Linked DNA regions of Homo sapiens: region 2 is linked to region 1. A link is a contact called in ENCODE Hi-C data. All regions are on one chromosome and are shown on one strand. The core of a region is the stretch at or near the end of the contact, and the rest is flanking DNA. Distances in the headings are between cores, read along the strand shown. Region 1 holds the start of COXFA4 (cytochrome c oxidase associated subunit FA4). Region 2 has its middle 43 kb from the start of NXPH1.

Evidence for each region. A loop is a pair of places that touch in the nucleus more often than their neighbours do. Pooled maps may share reads with other maps.
Region 2: a loop to region 1 is called in a pooled map, with 4 times the contacts of the local background. The contact joins the enhancer-like site here to the promoter of COXFA4 in region 1. A Hi-C loop is called at or near these places in 2 of 50 pooled maps.

The regions. Positions count from the first base shown.
Region 1 is chr7:10,938,862-10,941,666 of GRCh38, forward strand. It overlaps COXFA4 (cytochrome c oxidase associated subunit FA4), which reads right to left and starts at 1,292. Exons shown (of 4, transcript NM_002489.4): 1 at 1,155-1,292; 2 at 1-35. The coding sequence starts at 1,196. It overlaps LOC107986767 (a long non-coding RNA gene), which reads left to right and starts at 1,395. Exons shown (of 3, transcript XR_001745091.3): 1 at 1,395-1,870. RefSeq lists enhancers at 1,275-1,544, 1,429-2,349 and a silencer at 1,575-1,824.
Region 2 is chr7:8,388,651-8,391,669 of GRCh38, forward strand. No RefSeq gene overlaps it. Among named protein-coding and RNA genes, the nearest start is that of NXPH1, 43 kb to the right of the region's middle. Within about 2 kb of position 1,406, at least 2 of the 41 ENCODE cell types and tissues checked have a DNase peak (open chromatin) inside an H3K27ac peak, as active enhancers do.

The sequences.
Region 1 (2,805 bases), core at 42-2,541:
GCTCCAGTTCCAATAAATACAAAGAGGGGGATCAACTAAACCAAACACAAAATAGAATAACCATCTTCAAATACTTAAAACACTGGCCAACGAGAGATTACAGTAGTTTCTGCACATTGATTTCCAAGTCTCAAACTGTTATTGGACTGTTTTGTCTTAAAATTTAAATAAAGTAGATCTTACATTGAGGTAAGATTTCTTATAACTGTGTTCTAAAGAAAGAAATGGAATTTGGAAAGGATGTTAAGATGACTCTGGTTTAAGTGTCTTACTTTTTAATGTGGAGCAAATTATAGGTACATTTTTAAATTTCCAAGAAAATGTATCGAGTCTTCTTCACCTCTCTAATATTTACATGTCATTCCCATTAAATTTTCTGGCTTCCTTTATCCTGGGGCTTGAAAAACAAATTCTTTGCAAATTATTTAAGGGTGCCTCTATAAAGATGTATGAAAAATAGAATCTGAATAAGTAAACGTATCTATTACAAATACTGGCTTTAAGCATTATCTCTGAAAACGTAATGCTACCAATGCTTGCTGCGTATTTAGGGAACCGGATTTAAGACAGATTAAAGATTGCATAGACTTTTAGCTCTACAGCACATTGATGTGCTGAGGAAAAATGAGATGCCAAAGAACTTAACTGCAATTTCCACACTTCGAAATTTTCCCAAAAGCAACGACGTCCAGACAAAGTGAGGATTCCAAGATCACGGACCCCTCTTATTTACCAAAAGGCCTGGTGGTGCAATGCGGCGAATACAAGAACCTCCAGAGATGGTATAACACATAGGGAACCTGACCTATGCTAGTCTCTGACCCACACAGCGCACATCTATCCCTCCTGGACCGCACAACCTGCAAAAGAGAGCGGCCACCAGACTGTTCCAATATTCACTAACTAGAAAAAACTAGGTTTTTTTTCCGAGCAGTGTCCGTCTCCTTCCTCCTGTCAGACAAAACCCCACAATGCATGGCGTAGAGGGTCACAGAGGCCTGGGACAACTAAGATGACAAACACTAGGCGAGGCAGGGTCTGGTCTGACGGACGGTAAGTGGCTGTAAATGAGGACGTTCCCAGGGAACAGAAAGAGGCGCACCCCGACGCAAGAAGGACAAGGGAAAACATTAGGAGAGCGGTCACGAACTTACGCTCGGATGCTTCTTGGCCTGACCGATGATCTGGCGGAGCATGTTTGCGGCAGAGGTCTCCGACTGGAAAGGAGAGAACCGACCTAGCCACCAGGCCCTAAGCTAAAAATTATCTGCAATGAGACACTACGGACTTCCAAAGTCACCCAGGACCTCCTACCTGAAGGACCCTTGGCTGGGAGGGCAGCTTGCGGCAGGAGGGCCCGGATGCGACTGTCTTTAATAGTGCCTGCTTAGATCTAACCCCTCATATGTTCGTCCTGACCTGGTCGGACCATCATCATTCCACTTCATAGTGAAATGCCTTCATTGCCGTGCCATGCATATTTCTGAGGGGAATTTTTTTGGTCGAAACGAGGACTCTTCGATTGACCAGACAGGCACTTTCCAAGGGTGCCACGTACTGAGGAATGCGGTCGGAGCGTGGGCGCACGGGCCGCGCGCTCCGTGAGTAGGGGGCCTCTCCCGCGGCGCCTGAGAGCCGGGTCCGCGCGCAGAGGCCCTGGGGGCGCGCGTGCCGGGTGCGCGCTGGCCAGCTGTGACTGCCGCTGAGGGAGCTGCGCGGCGCCTCTGGGAGCCGAGCGCCGGGCGCCTGGAGGGCAGGTCGGGCCTCTTGCCGCTAAGGTCAGCGGCTGCGGTTTGAGAAGACTGCAGCTGCTTCCTGTGTTACGCTGTCGCAGACAAGCAGAAGTTAAAAACTAGTAAATGACTTAAAGGTGATAATAGTCCTGGCAGTGTATTTCTGAACCCTCAGATCCTGGCCCTCGGTTGAAAGTTCGTCGCCACAAAGACCTTTCCAACACGCCACTATCCCCCGTCCCTGGTCCCAAATTGCATCTTTAAAATGTGTTTTCAATGGTCGTGTAGCTACAGATAATCTTTCCCACTACCCCAGTCGAATTTTCATTTGTCTTTTGTTTTGTTTTCTTCGTTGTTTTTTTTACCCGAAGGACTTCCATAGGACAGGCTTTGCGGGGGAGGGTGGGGGGATTGGGATAAAATGTACACTCTGAACCCTCTCCAATCTCATACGTAGCTTAAAGCATTAATCAAATGATCAAGCAAGTATTAATAATTGGGACTAGAAATCATAGGAGAAGGCTCCACCGGAAGTTACACTAGCTCTGAAGGAGGAGCGGACATTAACCAGGTGAAAACGGAGGATGCAGGTGTACAGGGCGGAGGTAATAACACGTGAAGGTCTGAAGCTATTGAAAACCCGAGGGAGCTGTATGAGGTCTAGTGTGGCTGGAAAGTAAAAGGGAGAGCAAGGTGGGGATCAGATCTGCTGGGCCAATAACCGCTTAAACATCATGGGTTTTATGTTGAGAGCTTGGGAAGGTTGTGTTTTTAAATGATTGCTTTGTGAATAATTGATTAGAAGGGATAAGCGTGAGAGGGGAAAGACCTATCAAGGGGCCATTGCAATAGTCCATAATCTGTGTGACAGATAATGGTAGCTTGAACTAGTGTAGAGAATGTAATGATGAGAAAAAAAGATTCCAGAGATGTTTAGAAGGTGGCACCAACAGGACTTGGTGGTTGGCTCTCCAGGAGTGAGGAGAGAGAAGTTAAGAATAATTTCAGAGGTTCAGTTTTGAGCAGCTCTGTGGTTGTTGATGCCAGTTATTGAAATAAGCCGTAGAGAATG
Region 2 (3,019 bases), core at 156-2,655, 2.6 Mb before region 1:
ATATTTTATGTAAATAAAGTCTGTAATTAATTTTACAACCTTGGCACCCTTTTGCAGTTCTTTTCCTCATCACCATTATGTACAAAGTTAGCATGATATTAAAATTTTTCTATCAATTTATGTTCCTTGCTAATCTATTTCCAATCTGTGGCACTTTAAAGATCTTTCCTTTGAAATCATTGCTTTCCTCAAATGGGAAAACTTTATAATTAGGTGGAGTGATTTTACATCAGTAAAATAAAAAAGAATGTCTCAAGATTTAACCCCTTATGCTCTATCTTTAGATGGTAATTTGCAAGGTGTCTGAGAATGCATGGCTTCAGAATTTATGTTTGGACTGCTTTTTTTCAATAATTATGGTAATTCATGTGCAAACACAAATTACAAACTTCTGCAATATTTCCAATTTATTCATATTTTTATCCTTGCCTAGAAGCAACTGCTTTATTTTTGGACTGCATTTATCTGTTCTTTAGAAGCTATATGAGAATTTAACATTTCCTCTTCCAGAGGACAATGAAAGCCTGACAGATGAGAATGTAAAAGGGTCTTCTGTATTTCCCATTTTCTAATCACACAGTGTATTTCACCCTATTTCAGTTTTATGATTTGCACAGAAAGTAAAGGCATTATTTCACCCACATTTCTTCAGTCAGTCAAGTAAGGATACCAACAGGTGTGTGCTTTACACAGTGAAAGAATGCTCATCCCCGGTTGTGAAGAACTTTTAAAAATTTTCTGGTAGTAGGATTTTTATGTTTTAGTCTGGGAACACAAACATTCCTCTGGGTTCTTCGTTTTGTGTGTGTGTGTGAAACCAAAGAGAGTCTCCAGGCGTCAATACCTGTGTCTTTCCTTTGCTTTGTTACGTAGACATTTCTTGTTACAGATTGTTCAGTTGGCATCATCTTTACAAGCACAGTGGATCTTTCCACTTAGTTACAGGATGCGTTTCCAAAAACAAATGGAATCTTTTCCACAGAGAGCAGAGATCCTTTTTTCTTAGCCAGAAAAGATCTAGTTAGTTTATGATATAAGTAGAATTCCCCCATATTATGGCATACCTTTCTCACTGTGCATCTTTTGAAATGCCACTCCCATGCTTGGGAGTCATCAGAAAGTGGTAGGATGATCAAACAGCCCTCTATTATCTTGGGAACACCCCGGAGCCAGAGCTTTAGAAAACATGAGTAAGAACTCCTCACATTTCTGTCGATTTAATAGTTTAGCATCAGAAGCAGACCTTGAGATGAGGATTCATGTGTGAGTGATTTGCTGGAGAAACACTCTTTGGACAAACAGAAAAGAGTGAGGGAACCGAGGGTGTGATTCCAAGCTAAGTCTCAGGATTCTAACCCCGCAGGGAAGCACGTAAGAGAGGCAGCTGGGCTTGCTTGGTCCCGCCCCCAATCAGTCATTGGCTGAGCACCACGTAAGGGCGGAGCCAGCATGTTCAGAGCCTTGAGGGCTGCTTCCAAAGCAGAGTAACAAGTGTCATTTGTTGGAGGTTAAGGCACACTGAAGCCAGAAACAGCAAAGAGGACCTGAGAGCAACTTGGCGGAACACTGTATCCACTACATCACATAACTCCTGTGAAAACTGGTTTGGGCTTCATAGTATCACTGCGATGTTTCTTCCAAGGGTGATGTTTTTCTGCTAGTTAAGCCTTCTAGGGATCCGTCTCCACAAACAGGAAGCTTGAATGTTAAACTGAGTGATATTCTGGAGCTCACTCCAATTTACTTGCAAGAGCTGATTGTGCACATCCTGACTCCTATTTGAGCGATGCATTGGTAGCTTGCAATCAACTATGGCAGGGATGTTTACATATGGAAATCTTCAGTCAGGGCTTTTTCTGAGGGGGAGGGGTATGTGGAAGAAGGAGCCAGTTGTTAAACAATTACCATCATACCACTTTGATGCTAAGCTGAAATGTTAATAGAGACAAAGATATTGTTAAAAGTGAATGTTTATTCTATTAAATGCATTAAACAATGTATACCCACAAATAATGTGTGTGAAACATTTTGTAAATCATGACATCATACACCAATGTAGTTCTTGAAACAACAGCCTGTTACAACGTAAAACACACACAACATACAAAATTTCTCCCCAACTCCACCAAACTGGCGATATATGGTAAAAAAAATTGTGTGAAAAGGGGATTTTTTAGTTGTTTTGATATACTGTTGCTGATATTAAGCAAAAGCCATCCCAGAATAAAGTTCGGCTTTCATTTTCTTCTTTTATTTCCTTTCCCAAGATGCCTTATAATTGCATTACGACTCATGTCTTATACTTTGCTTCTCTGTTGGGCAGATATAAAATAATTTGTTGGGAGGAGTTACCACGTAAATGTGGAATATTCTCCAGTCTGGCAGATATTATGAAGGAAATAGGCTAGTCTAATGAAGTCACAACAACAAAAAATCAAGATTTTCTCAGTCTGCCCGAGCATTTTCAAGGAGCACAGTGGTCTTCAAACTTAAAAAAAATCATCAATAAATCTCTTTTTAAAATGCAATATCATAAAGCCCTGTTTGAGGGTTGGGGAGGGGCGGTCAGCTCAACTCCTTTATCAGCCCCTCACCTGCTGGGACCAGCCAGGCTGGGGACCTGCAGTGGGGGAACTGCCCTGAAAGGATTGAGTCATATTCCTCCACTATTCCAGGAAGGCAATGCGTCTTTCATTTGATCACTACGGTTTTGAAAAGCAAAGTGTAGTAGACAGAATAATGCACTATTTCCCCCAAGATATTCACATTCTAATTCCTGAAACCTATGGATATGTTATCCTGCATGGCAAAAGGGACTTTGCAGATATGATTAAGTAAAAGCTCTTGAGATGGGGAGTTATCCTAGATTGCCTAGATTGGCCCACTGTAATCACAAGGGTCCTTTGAAGAGGGAGGCTGTAGAGTTAGAGTCAGATAAGAAAATGTAGTGATGGAAAGAGAGGTCTGAGTCATGTGAGGAAGAGCCGTGAACTCAGTAATGCAGGCAGCCTCTAGAAGC